Regions from separate parts of the Homo sapiens genome. Here all the other regions are linked to region 1. Evidence: chromatin contacts called from ENCODE Hi-C or POLR2A ChIA-PET data. All regions are on one chromosome and are shown on one strand. The core of a region is the stretch at or near the end of the contact, and the rest is flanking DNA. Distances in the headings are between cores, read along the strand shown. Region 1 overlaps LOC124900670 (a long non-coding RNA gene). Region 2 overlaps BOD1L1 (biorientation of chromosomes in cell division 1 like 1). Region 3 overlaps LINC00504 (long intergenic non-protein coding RNA 504). Region 4 overlaps C1QTNF7-AS1 (C1QTNF7 antisense RNA 1).

Region 1 (3,499 bases), core at 120-2,619:
AGGGGTAGAAGATAAAAATCTCATGACCCCCAGCTCTGTATGAGTGAGAGCCAGTGAAAACTGGCAATAGGATCTCCAACAAGAAAAATCACTGAGCATTGTGCAAGAGGATTAATAACAGAAAAAAATGCAAATGTTTAGGAAAATGCCTGTGCTATTAAGAGAGTCAAAACCCAATGGGGTAATTATGGAGAAGAGGATACAAATGTCTTAGAAATCGTCAAGGAAAATCATTTTTTTGCCCTCTGCAGGGACTTACCAATGCATTCTCTGTAAATCATCATTAAACCTGCATGGGCCTAATGAGGTAACTCCACATCATCCAGTTGTTAAACAAACAAAAAGGTCTGCTCCCACTTTCCAAAGAGCTCTCCAGCCCACACACCTTTACTTGAGTTCAAATTTAGGAATTAAATACTCTCACTTCTTGTACCAGACTGTATTCAAATCTTTGATTTATGGAGTTGGGAACCAAGAGGTAAAAAGAGAGGGTATATTAATAGTTTATTTTTCTCATTGGCATCTATTCAGTAATGCTGTTTTTCATAAAGAGAATATAAACTGGAAACACATTTCACTGTTCTAAACACTTGGGGGATAAAACAACATAGTAGAAAAAAATAGTAAAAATGCTAGAATGAAAAAGACGAAATTGTGTAGGTGTGTCTCATGTTATAGGTTTTTGCCTCTTCATTATTCACTGTTAATTTTTAAATATATTTTGATAGCATAGGAATAAACTAACTCCTATTAGTTTATTTTTTTGTTCTAAAAATCTTTGATAGACTGTATGTGACCCAGGAGTTTCAAGTTGGCTTTCTGCTGCTGGAGTGTACCATTCCTGTATATTCTAAGGGGCACTATATATGGAAAGACACAAAAATGGAAAGTACCACCTTGAGACAATGGGTACTTGAAATGTATTATTTTAAAAATACTCCCCAAAAGTTTTCAGAAGTGGACAATCAGACTATATGATGAGTGTGGCCACTTGGATTCTTAAATTAATAACACTGGTGTATGAAATTTTACTCCTGAAATCCTAGTAATGCACAAAAAACAAAAGACAAAGGAACATGAAGGTTTTATCCAAGACCATTTTTCTTATGTTAGGAAGCTTTTACAAGGCCTCAGTCTCATGATGTAAATTCAGCAGAATGAAAGACTTTTAGATACAGTGAATTCAGCCAGGACTCCTGTCCTTGCCCCTCCCTTGCTTCTTTCTCAAGGAATAGAAACCATTTCCTCTTGGGCCTTTGTCAGGAAATGCAGATGACTAACCAAGCAGGAAGTGCCTCTACCTTTGACATTTTACTTCTGACACCCCGGTTACAGAGATAACAACAGCTGCTACTCTGTCAAAATGCATAAAAGCTAAGTCTTCTCCAAATCACCAAATAGCAAAAATTACAATTTTAATTCTACTTGCATGACCCATTTATTTAGGCCACTTTTTCCCTACTAGTTTATTTTTTGTTGTTCTAAAAATTTTTGGTGGACCTCATTTGTCACAGAAGTTTCAAGCTGGCTTTCTGCTGCTAGAAAGCAGTGTACGTCGAAAGGGGTGGTATGGATGGCAAGTCACAAAGATAGAAACTACCACCTTGAGACCAGTGGGTACCTGAAATGGCATTAATTTGAATGTTTCAGTTCTGCCTAAATGCTTAGTCAAAGCCTGCATACTGGAAAGACGGCATTCAGAAAAAAATGACAAAGGAGACCAAGACTACACTGGTGTGCTGAAACCAGCTCACACTGGGTCACACAGGCAAGCAAGACCAATTGAATGCAGCTCTTCCCAATTCCTTGTTCAGTGACTTCTTGATGTTAGCTAGAAATGAGCCATGTGAAAGTATTCACACCATGGAGATCAGTAAACATCACAAATTAGAGGGTTTTGTTTTGTCCCAGAAAGTCAGTTGTTAAATTTTTACTAGCACAGGACTTCCCTGGCTAAAGGCCTGAGGAAAGTCCATGTTTAAAGAACCATCTGGCTCTCCAAAGCCTTAGAAAGGCCTCTTCTTTCTTGTGATTTCTCAAAGAAGTGCCAGCAAGAAAGGAAGATCCATCCTGTGACTGTTTTTCTTTCCATGCTCTAAAACAACCAAAACTAGAGTTCTGGCCAATTACCTCCTCTCTTTGCTTTGTGTGGTGTATAAACTTCAAAGTGGTTAAATTCCTTTAGCCATACAACTTTTTACACCTTTAATTGTGCTACAATCTGGCCTGTCAAGTTCTGGAATCATTCTGTGAAGACAGTATTTAAATTTTCCTTTTCTTCTGCTTTACCTATCAGGCCCTAACTTTCATTCCTTTCTAAGCAAAGCTTCCCCAAATTGGTTTTCTCTCCTGCTCCACTGACTCACCTTCCATCCCTCCTTACTCCCAGAGGTCAGCCTGCCTCAGTTTGAGCCTCTGATGCTAGTCAATAATTGTTGCTTCTCCCTGGGGCCATGGCTGGCCCATATCCTCTTCTTTCTCTCTTTTGGGAGTTATGTCCCTAAAATTCTTCCCTTACCAGCACAGCTATTCTAAGCTGTGAGTCTCAGCCTACATTTCTGAATGATCTTCTCTCCCTTCTTGATTGGGTTGTTTTTCTACCCCAAGTCCCTAAATGCAAGGCTTTTCAAGGAGTCTGAGATGAGGATCAGCCATTGAATCCACATGGAAATCTCTTTTATAAAAATCAATGTTTGTATTTGTAAATATGATATTCTGTATTCTTTACAGATCCTTTTAAAGTAAGAAATGTTATGTGGAACAACAATTTCCACTGATGACCTCTCCAGTGTCCTCGGTTTCCCAACGTATCATATAGCAGCGGTTCTCAAACAGGGATAATTTGCCCCTGAAGGGACATTTGACAAAGTTGGCTATTTTTTTTTTTAATTTCACAACACGGAGGATGTGCTACTAGCTTCTAGTAGTTAGGCCTGATGGATACTGCTAAACATCATACGATGTACAGAACAGCCCCACAAAATAATGACTTCTCTGGCATAAAATACCAGTGTGCTGAGGTTGAGAAACCCTGACTTAGGATGACTCTCATTGCAGTTTCCCATAGCAGTTCACTGACTAATGGGAATAAGAGTTGGGTGGTAGCTAAAGGGTACTTAAAGAAACACTTGTTCTTGAGATACATAAGCACAATTGCATTTTGTTGATTTCTTTAGTCACACTTGTTTAACCACTCAATACTTCAAAGGCATAAGGTTTGTTGTACTCGTGTAATTATCTCAACCTTGGGAAAGGAGGGTACCCCATTAGATTTCCGAAAAGTCTTGGTTCTGACCCTCAGTCTTCACTGAGTTCACAGCAGATGAGCAACTCAATCCGTGGATGTGTTTATAATATGCAATAAATAAGCCATAGTATTAGAACTATGTGTATGCATGCAGAGGCAGGAATCTGCATCCTTAACAAGTATGTCAAATACATCACAAGCTTACCCACATTTGGCAATTACTAATTTAGGGGAAATATAAGTCAGTGCCTA
Region 2 (3,448 bases), core at 101-2,600, 580 kb after region 1:
CTGTGTCCAAAATGAACCCTGGGGAGAAAGAACCCATTCATAGAGGAACTACTGAAGTGAATATAGATTCTGAAACTGTTCATAGAATGTTACTGAGTGCCCCATCAGAAAATGATAGGGTACAGAAGAATTTGAAAAACACAGCTGCTGAAGAACATGTTGCTCAAGGAGATGCCACTCTTGAACATTCCACAAATTTAGACTCCTCACCATCCTTAAGTTCAGTGACTGTTGTGCCTCTGAGGGAATCGTATGATCCAGATGTAATTCCTCTGTTTGACAAAAGAACTGTTTTGGAAGGTAGCACAGCCAGCACCTCCCCTGCGGATCACTCTGCTCTCCCTAACCAAAGTCTGACTGTTAGGGAATCAGAAGTCCTTAAGACAAGTGACAGCAAAGAAGGTGGTGAAGGTTTCACAGTAGATACACCAGCAAAAGCAAGCATCACTAGCAAAAGACACATTCCAGAAGCTCACCAGGCTACTTTATTGGATGGTAAACAAGGAAAGGTAATCATGCCTCTTGGAAGTAAGTTAACGGGCGTGATTGTGGAAAATGAGAATATTACCAAAGAAGGTGGCTTAGTGGACATGGCCAAGAAAGAAAATGACTTAAATGCAGAGCCCAATTTAAAGCAGACAATTAAAGCAACAGTAGAGAATGGCAAGAAGGATGGCATTGCTGTTGATCATGTTGTAGGCCTGAATACAGAAAAATATGCTGAAACTGTCAAACTTAAGCATAAAAGAAGCCCAGGTAAAGTAAAAGACATATCAATTGATGTTGAAAGAAGGAATGAAAACAGTGAGGTAGACACCAGTGCTGGAAGTGGCTCTGCACCCTCTGTTTTACACCAAAGGAACGGACAAACTGAGGATGTGGCAACTGGGCCTAGGAGAGCAGAAAAGACTTCTGTTGCCACTAGTACTGAAGGGAAGGACAAAGATGTCACCTTAAGTCCAGTGAAGGCTGGGCCTGCCACAACCACTTCTTCAGAAACAAGACAAAGTGAGGTGGCTTTGCCTTGCACCAGCATTGAGGCAGATGAAGGCCTCATAATAGGAACACATTCCAGAAATAATCCTCTTCATGTTGGTGCAGAAGCCAGTGAATGCACTGTTTTTGCTGCAGCTGAAGAAGGTGGGGCTGTTGTCACAGAGGGATTTGCTGAAAGTGAAACCTTCCTCACAAGCACTAAGGAAGGGGAAAGTGGGGAGTGTGCTGTGGCTGAATCTGAGGACAGAGCAGCAGACCTACTGGCTGTGCATGCAGTTAAAATCGAAGCCAATGTAAATAGCGTTGTGACAGAGGAAAAGGATGATGCTGTAACCAGTGCAGGCTCTGAAGAAAAATGTGATGGTTCTTTAAGTAGAGACTCAGAAATAGTTGAAGGAACTATTACTTTTATTAGTGAAGTTGAAAGTGATGGAGCAGTTACAAGTGCTGGAACAGAGATAAGAGCAGGATCTATAAGCAGTGAAGAGGTGGATGGCTCCCAGGGAAATATGATGAGAATGGGTCCCAAAAAAGAAACAGAGGGCACTGTGACATGTACAGGAGCAGAAGGCAGAAGTGATAACTTTGTGATCTGCTCAGTAACTGGAGCAGGGCCCCGGGAGGAACGCATGGTTACAGGTGCAGGTGTTGTCCTGGGAGATAATGATGCACCACCAGGAACAAGTGCCAGCCAAGAAGGAGATGGTTCTGTGAATGATGGTACAGAAGGTGAGAGTGCAGTCACCAGCACGGGGATAACAGAAGATGGAGAGGGGCCAGCAAGTTGCACAGGTTCAGAAGATAGCAGCGAAGGCTTTGCTATAAGTTCTGAATCGGAAGAAAATGGAGAGAGTGCAATGGACAGCACAGTGGCCAAAGAAGGCACTAATGTACCATTAGTTGCTGCTGGTCCTTGTGATGATGAAGGCATTGTGACTAGCACAGGCGCAAAAGAGGAAGACGAGGAAGGGGAGGATGTTGTGACTAGTACTGGAAGAGGAAATGAAATTGGGCATGCTTCAACTTGTACAGGGTTAGGAGAAGAAAGTGAAGGGGTCTTGATTTGTGAAAGTGCAGAAGGGGACAGTCAGATTGGTACTGTGGTAGAGCATGTGGAAGCTGAGGCTGGAGCTGCCATCATGAATGCAAATGAAAATAATGTTGACAGCATGAGTGGCACAGAGAAAGGAAGTAAAGACACAGATATCTGCTCCAGTGCAAAAGGGATTGTAGAAAGCAGTGTGACCAGTGCAGTCTCAGGAAAGGATGAAGTGACACCAGTTCCAGGAGGTTGTGAGGGTCCTATGACTAGTGCTGCATCTGATCAAAGTGACAGTCAGCTCGAAAAAGTTGAAGATACCACTATTTCCACTGGCCTGGTCGGGGGTAGTTACGATGTTCTTGTATCTGGTGAAGTCCCAGAATGTGAAGTTGCTCACACATCACCAAGTGAAAAAGAAGATGAGGACATCATCACCTCTGTAGAAAATGAAGAGTGTGATGGTCTCATGGCAACTACAGCCAGTGGTGATATTACCAACCAGAATAGCTTAGCAGGGGGTAAAAATCAAGGCAAAGTTTTGATTATTTCCACCAGTACCACAAATGATTACACCCCTCAGGTAAGCGCAATTACAGATGTGGAAGGAGGTCTCTCAGATGCTCTGAGAACTGAAGAAAATATGGAAGGTACCAGAGTAACCACAGAAGAATTTGAGGCCCCCATGCCCAGTGCAGTCTCAGGAGATGACAGCCAACTCACTGCCAGCAGAAGTGAAGAGAAAGATGAGTGTGCCATGATTTCCACAAGCATAGGGGAAGAATTCGAATTGCCTATCTCCAGTGCAACAACCATCAAGTGTGCTGAAAGTCTTCAGCCGGTTGCTGCAGCAGTGGAAGAAAGGGCTACAGGTCCAGTCTTGATAAGCACCGCCGACTTTGAGGGGCCTATGCCCAGTGCGCCCCCAGAAGCTGAAAGTCCTCTTGCCTCAACCAGCAAGGAGGAGAAGGATGAATGTGCTCTCATTTCCACTAGCATAGCAGAAGAATGTGAGGCTTCTGTTTCCGGTGTAGTTGTTGAAAGTGAAAATGAGCGAGCTGGCACAGTCATGGAAGAAAAAGACGGGAGTGGCATCATCTCTACGAGCTCGGTGGAAGACTGTGAGGGCCCAGTGTCCAGTGCTGTCCCTCAAGAGGAAGGCGACCCCTCAGTCACACCAGCGGAAGAGATGGGTGACACCGCCATGATTTCCACAAGCACCTCTGAAGGGTGTGAAGCAGTCATGATTGGTGCTGTCCTCCAGGATGAAGATCGGCTCACCATCACAAGAGTAGAAGACTTGAGCGATGCTGCCATCATCTCCACCAGCACAGCAGAATGTATGCCAATTTCCGCCAGCATTGACAGACATGAAGAGAATCAGCTGACTGCAGACAACCCAGAAGGGAACGG
Region 3 (3,266 bases), core at 122-2,621, 550 kb before region 1:
AACCCTGTCTATCATTGTTGGACATTTGGGTTGGTTCCAAGTCTTTGCTATTGTGAATAATGCCGCAATAAACATACGTGTGCATGTGTCTTTATAGCAGCATGATTTATAGTCCTTTGGGTATATACCCAGTAATGGGATGGCTGGGTCAAATGGTATTTCTAGTTCTACATCCCTGAGGAATCGCCACACTGACTTCCACAATGGTTGAACTAGTTTACAGTCCCACCAACAGTGTAAAAGTGTTCCTATTTCTCCACATCCTCTCCAGCACCTGTTGTTTCCTGACTGTTTAATGATCACCATTCTAACTGGTGTGAGATGGTTCTCATTGTGGTTTTGATTTGCATTTCTCTGATGGTCAGTGATGATGAGCATTTTTTCCTGTGTTTTTTGGCTGCATAAATGTCTTCTTTTGAGAAGTGTCTATTCATATCCTTTGCCCACTTTTTGATGGGGTTGTTTGTTTTTTTCTTGTAAATTTGTTTGAGTTCATTGTAGATTCTGAATATTAGCCCTTTGTCAGAGGAGTAGGTTGCAAAAATTTTCTCCCATTCCACACAGATACATTTTCTATAATGCTTGAAGAGAAAGTGTAGATAATATGAGAGGACTTTTTAAAGCAAACCTCAGTTGGGATACAGCACATGATTAATAACCTAAGAAATGGAAATGTCAAGTTTATCATCTAAATATTAGTCAGCAGACTTGAATTTGTTTTGGAAAAGGATCAACAGTCATGCATGACGCAGAAGATAGGCACCTCTGACACCAAAATTCCCCTCTAAATATCAAGATCTATTCAAACAAGACATTCAGAAGCACAGGCAGGATAATTAATAATCCATTACATAAGTAGCATTTGCTTATTTTAATTACTAGGAACTTCAGTTAGGTCTCTTCCATTGTAAAATGAAAAAAAAAAAAACCACAAAACAAAAACATAAGCCTGTTTCTCAGGTAATGATTTGTGGTTGATGTTCTTAGAAGTCCTAGCACCTGGCAATGACTCAGCGCTCAGGTATAGGCCAGCAATGGGAGGGGAGAGAGCAACGGGAGGGGCACATAGGGTCGAAGCAAACTCTAGTGCTAAAACAAAATCCTGAAATCCAAGTTCCATTCTCTGCTTAAAACCTGTCACTCTTTTGCTTTGTTTTCAGAGAAGTGTTTGGATTTCTTATACTACTTACTACGTTATTTATGATAGGTGCTTTTTTTGTTGTTGTTGTTTCCACTTCAGACACATCTATTACCACTCTTCTCTTATGCCTCTTTGTGCTTCACCTGCATGAAATTCCCTGGGTTCTCGGGTTGTTTCATGCTATGACTTGCCTTCAGACTTTTGCTCATGCAGATTCTGCCTGAAATTATCTTCTTTGCTTATAAACTATTTAGAGCTGGCTCTTAGATCACCTGCCTGGGAAACCTTCTCTCATTTCTGCCTCATCCACCTGTCACACGTGGGCTGTGTCAGTGGCCTCTTCTCCAAGGAGCTAAAACATTCTGTTTAGCTGTTATCTGTACCTGAGAGAAAGACCCTCCCTGGAAAAATGACTGTCTTACTTTTCCAAGAATTACAGATGGATTCTTACACAGCCTTTCTTCTGTGTCTAGGAATCTCAAAAAGACAATCTACCAGAGAAGTGACTTGGACCAAAGAGTAAACGAACAAAATTAAAATAATGTAAAATGTTCTACTGGCCTGTTGGTAGTTAAGAGTTGACCAGTGGGAGTAGATGGTTCTGTACTGCACCTTGTTTCTCATACATCACCAGTGATACAGGACAGAGTCTGAAGGGAAATGGCCATTGCTCTTCTAATGTTGAAAGATGATATGATCAATATGAGCAATAACAATTGTGAAAATATTCCTGCTCCCAGGAATATTTTTATTCCTCTACTTAGGATGGATTCAGATTGTATTGTGTTTGAAAATTGATGCTTACCCCTAACAGGTGTGTGTGTTTGTATATTTTCTTGACCTAACATCTATTTATTTGGTGATTAAGAAGAATGAGGGGGTTTCTTAGTTGGTTTGAGTTGCAATAAAAATATCATAGACTGGGTAGTTTATATACAACAGAAATTTATTTCTCACAGTTCTGGAGACTGGGAAATCCAAGATTAAGATGCCAATCAATATCTTTCCTGGTGAGGGCTTGTTTCCTGGCTTGCAGAAAGCCGACTTCTTGTTGTGTCCTCACATGATGGAAAAAGCAAGGATCTTTCTTGGGCATCTTTTATAATAGCACTAATCCCAATAATGAGGATTTGATCCTCATGACTTAATCCTTTCTTCTAATATCATTACCTTGGGGGCTCAGATTTCAACATGTGACTCTTGGGAGAACACAAGAAAACATTCAAACCATATTGGGAGCATTGCAGCACCTCTCCTGGGAGAAGAGAATTTGAAGGGGCTGAACAGTTTTGATAAATGTATAGGGCCAGAATTGGTGTTAAAATATTTTGCTGAAATATTAGACTGAAAGACTTAGACTCTGAAAAATGTAGTTCTGTCTCTGCAAATAGGTGAAGCACTGTCAGGGTACAGATTTCTGGTCCAGACCAGCCCTGTGGATAGGAGTTAGGCATCAGCACTGAAGGCTTTGAAGAAGGTGGTACTCTGACTGGAGTGGGGCACTATAGATTGATAAGTTGTCTGGGAAATCTGAACAATCAACATTTCTTATAGTTTCCTTTTGTATGATCAGGATATTCACTTATTGAGCCACTGCCCTTTGGAAGACATTGTGCTAAGTGTTGGGATAAAGGGTAGATAAGGCAGTAAAATGCTTTTCCTAATGTGATTTAGAAACTTGGTAGGGCAATGCACACAATAAAAACAAATGCAAAGAAATAAACATGACAATTTCAGATCATGACAATAGCTATGATGAAATAAAAGTGAGTTTTTTGTTAGCACCTCATGGCATGGGGGTGGGGGACAAATTGGATAGTCAGTTAAGTGGGGGCATTTGAGCCGAGACATGATATAAGGGTGCCAGCCAAGTGAAGGTCTTGGTGGAGTAAATTTCAGATAGAAAAAAATAACAAATGCATAAACCCAAAGGTATAGAACCAAGCTGAACATCTTTTTTTTTTTTTTTTTTTTTTTTTTAATACTTTAAGTTCTGGGATACATGTGCAGAATGTGCAGGTTTGTTACATAGGTATACATGTGCCATGTTGGTTTGCTGCACCCATCGTAATCTACATTAGATATTTCTCCTAATGCTATCCTTCCCCTTGCCCCCCAGCCCCCG
Region 4 (3,295 bases), core at 532-3,031, 970 kb before region 1:
GACCTTGGGCAGGTAACATCTTCTCTGAGACACAGTTTTCTCCAAATGGAGTGGACAATGTATGCCCTGAGTCTTGTTCAGGCTTGTGGTGAGGAGCAAAAGGATAAAAGGGCTGAGCGTGCTTGGTAGATGAATGTACTGATTGGAAACACAAAGAACATCCGTGACCATTTATTTATTTCTAAATCACTCATTAATCTTTGCTAGTTCTTGTTGTGTTTACTATTATGAATGAATGTTAGGTGTTGCATCCCACCTTCTATTTGAAAGACCATTCTTGGCAAATGTTCAAAACAACATTTATGAGTTAATAACAGATTCGAGTTATTCCCTTCAGGATTAGATAAGTTATGCTAAAAAATAAATTCAGGGGCTTCAAAACAACAAAGGTTTACCTCCTGGTCACATTATATATTCATTGCAAAGTTTCCTTCTTGCAATCACTTGGGGCCTCAGGTTGATGGAGCAGCCACCATCTCCCATGTTGGGTCACCATAAGGGAGGAAATGCTGCTCTGGGCATCTCACCCCTGTAATTGAATGCTCAACTGAAGTGACATCACTCACTTCCGCTCACATCTTATTGGCCAGAGCTGACCACATGGCCCTCTCCCAACCTCACAGAACAAGGGAGGGCCATTCTACTGTGGGCCTGGAAGGCAGAGAACTAGAAGTTTTTAGAGAGCAGCATTTTCAATAACCACATGCACCCTCCATGGATTTGCAGTGGTAGAGCATGTTGACTGGTAGTACTGATGGAGACCACCTTTATTTGCATTATGTAACAGACTTTTATGGAGCACATCCTAGATGTCAGGGATGATGCCCAGCATGGGAGATGCAAAGTCATAGATAAGTTCTCGGTCCTAAAATGCCACACAAGAAATATGCACTGGATGTTCTGTGAGCTTCAACCAGCCACTTCATCCAGCCTGAGGAAAGGGAAATAGATTCCTGGAGGTGGTGAGTCCTACAGGAGCAGTCGAGCATGCAGAGGCTGGAAAAGAAAGGTGTTCTGGGCAATCAGGACAGCATGAGCCAGCCAAGGCATGGGTGATGCCAGCTCTGCATGTGTAGGGCCCTCCAAGCAGTATTTGCTGCTGGAGCATCAAATGGGAGATGAGATGGTCAAGAAGAGTGAACCTGGGTGGAAGGAGAACTGGTTAGAAGGTAGTGATGGCATCCAGGGAAGAGAGGGTGAGTCCTGTAATTGGGCAGTGAAGGGGATGGAGGAAGGGAGCCAGGCTCCAGAAACCATGAAATGCTGCCTTCGGCTCTGAGCTCCCGAGAAGCAGCAGAGCAGAGGGAGGGAATAACATGCAGCCAGAAGGACAGACCTGGATGCTGTGTGCACCTGCTTGGAAGCCACAACTCTTTGGTGTAAGCCCTGCTTCCCCACTTCATGGCTGTGTTACCCTGGACAAGTTATTTGCCTTCTCTGTGCTTTAGTGTCCCCATCTCAAAAGTAGGGATAATAATAGAAAACGCATAAGTCTGAGGTTATGTATATTAATACGTACAGAGGACAGGGACTGTGGTATCTGGCTGGGCTAAAGAAGTGTGGACTATCTTTTGTAGCCTCTGCAGGGGTTCCTGCCTCTCCCAGCCAGGCCAAGCCTGCTCTGCCAGCTGAAATGTCAACATGGGCGGTTCCTGTCTGAAGTCCCCACAGACAAAGGATGCTTTGCACCCAGGGGACCTGAGCAGTGTCCTTTTCTGTTTGTCTCACAGAGGCCTTCCTTTTCTGGCCGCAGCTGACCCGAGGGTGGGCGGACCCCGCAGCAGGCTCTTTTCTGCTGAGTCATCCTGCCTGGCCTGCCTGGCTGGAGTGACATAGCAGGAGGAGCTGGCTCCCCTGCAGGCTGAATCTGTCCTGGGGGTGGGGTGGGGAGGGTGGTAACATTTTATTTAGGGGGATCAAAAAGCCTCCAGATGAAACAATGGTGGTTTTTTTTTAATGGGTATGGTGGGCTGTTTGCCAAAGCTTGGCCTGCCAAATAGTGCTGGTAAAGGAGGGACTGTTGTCACTGGGTTTTTGGCCATGAATTTGCATCCTAGCAGGAGGCAGGAGGCAGCAGCCTAGGAAGGCCTGGTCTTATTTTTATCGTGTAAGAATGAGGTACCCTTTGGTAGAGTTTGTGAGAATCTGTTTCACTTCCAGAGCTACGCATGCTGAGTAATAATGATTGCTGACTTTTTTGAGCACTTGGTGTATGACAGCCTCTCTACCAAGCTTTCAAAGCATTCTTTCATTCAGTCCTTACCAGCTTGTGAACTAGGTTCTCTTCTTATTTCTGTTTAACCCACGAGGGAACTGACTTTCAGAGCGGTTAAGTCAGTTGTGTGAGGTCACGCAGCAGAAGGTGGCAGAGCAGGCAGTCTGATGCGGGGGCACAATCTCTCGATGGGTACACCTTGCAGAGGGCTGTAGGAGTTACTGGGGGCGTGTGCAGCAGGGAGTCTCACACGCAGTGGGTGTACAAGAAATAGCCTCCATCCCTTTTATCACTATTATTTATTCCTTCTAAACAAACAAACAGCAACCATTCAACATGGCGATGTGATTTTGAAGGGATGATTTTGGTCCTGCTTGAGGACATGTCTTGTGTCTTGACTCCACATCACTAGGACATGGGCAGTCTGCACACAGAGACCTCAGGAATGTGACACCCCGGCCCCCTACTTCTATTGCTTTCAGACTGTCTTGGGTTGACCTTCTTTAGTAGCAGGATGACCTTCACTCTCCATATCTTTATTTCATGGTTCAGGACTCAAATGTGTAGGTTGTAGAAATTTTACAAATTCCAGACAGGCTTACCACATTTAAAATACCACTGACAAGTGTGTAATGCCTACCTTTTTAACTCCATGTAGGTCAGCTACATAGTACTCTCAGGGAGTAAGAACTTTCCTAAAGCAACTCGGAACTGGGCCATTTTGCTTACTTGCTGGCGGCCTGATAATACCAGGGCTTCTCGGTGTTGCTAAGAGTTTCCAAGGAGAGAGATTTGCTTCTCTCCCATTTTCCCCTTCCAGGGCACCAGAATGAGCTCGCTGCTGGAGCCTAGGGCACGTTCTTCACTTGGTCACCATCAAAATAAAATTACCAAGCACGCAGGTACTGACGAAGCCTGTCACTACACAAAATTAATCATTTTAAAAAGTAAATGACCCAGTTTCCTGTGGTGTGTGTTTTTGGGGCCCAGGGAGTGCCCTTCCCCCCTCAAGTGAATTGGAGATGCCTCAGATGATGTCAGCTCACTCTGCAAGCGACAGAGAGATGGGTTGGCAAGATC

What was found. A loop is a pair of places that touch in the nucleus more often than their neighbours do. ChIA-PET counts read pairs that join two places held with the same protein, here RNA polymerase II (POLR2A). Pooled maps may share reads with other maps.
Region 2: a loop to region 1 is called in a pooled map, with 2.8 times the contacts of the local background. The contact joins two enhancer-like sites. A Hi-C loop is called at or near these places in 3 of 37 single-sample maps with no recorded cell type and 4 of 50 pooled maps. POLR2A ChIA-PET finds 5 or more read pairs at or near these places in 1 of 52 experiments (activated CD4-positive, alpha-beta memory T cell).
Region 3: a loop to region 1 is called in a pooled map, with 4 times the contacts of the local background. The contact joins two enhancer-like sites. A Hi-C loop is called at or near these places in 1 of 168 maps with a recorded cell type or tissue (PC-9) and 2 of 50 pooled maps. POLR2A ChIA-PET finds 5 or more read pairs at or near these places in 1 of 52 experiments (PC-3).
Region 4: a loop to region 1 is called in a pooled map, with 4 times the contacts of the local background. The contact joins two enhancer-like sites. A Hi-C loop is called at or near these places in 3 of 37 single-sample maps with no recorded cell type and 2 of 50 pooled maps.

The regions. Positions count from the first base shown.
Region 1 is chr4:14,176,366-14,179,864 of GRCh38, reverse strand. All of the region lies in intron 1 of LOC124900670 (a long non-coding RNA gene), which reads right to left. Among named protein-coding and RNA genes, the nearest start is that of LINC01085, 66 kb to the right of the region's middle. RefSeq lists an enhancer at 1,066-1,360. Within about 2 kb of position 1,369, at least 4 of the 41 ENCODE cell types and tissues checked have a DNase peak (open chromatin) inside an H3K27ac peak, as active enhancers do; they include PC-3, where a contact is called at or near this core.
Region 2 is chr4:13,599,818-13,603,265 of GRCh38, reverse strand. BOD1L1 (biorientation of chromosomes in cell division 1 like 1) reads left to right here. Exons shown (of 26, transcript NM_148894.3): 10 at 1-3,448. Among named protein-coding and RNA genes, the nearest start is that of BOD1L1, 26 kb to the left of the region's middle. RefSeq lists enhancers at 1,941-2,010, 3,103-3,448. Within about 2 kb of position 1,350, at least 4 of the 41 ENCODE cell types and tissues checked have a DNase peak (open chromatin) inside an H3K27ac peak, as active enhancers do.
Region 3 is chr4:14,724,701-14,727,966 of GRCh38, reverse strand. The region is part of intron 2 of LINC00504 (long intergenic non-protein coding RNA 504); the gene reads left to right. Among named protein-coding and RNA genes, the nearest start is that of LINC00504, 160 kb to the left of the region's middle. Within about 2 kb of position 1,371, at least 3 of the 41 ENCODE cell types and tissues checked have a DNase peak (open chromatin) inside an H3K27ac peak, as active enhancers do; they include PC-3, where a contact is called at or near this core.
Region 4 is chr4:15,148,522-15,151,816 of GRCh38, reverse strand. The region is part of intron 2 of C1QTNF7-AS1 (C1QTNF7 antisense RNA 1); the gene reads left to right. Among named protein-coding and RNA genes, the nearest start is that of CPEB2, 150 kb to the right of the region's middle. RefSeq lists enhancers at 1,609-1,748, 884-1,840, 806-2,005, 1,841-2,797. Within about 2 kb of position 1,781, at least 19 of the 41 ENCODE cell types and tissues checked have a DNase peak (open chromatin) inside an H3K27ac peak, as active enhancers do.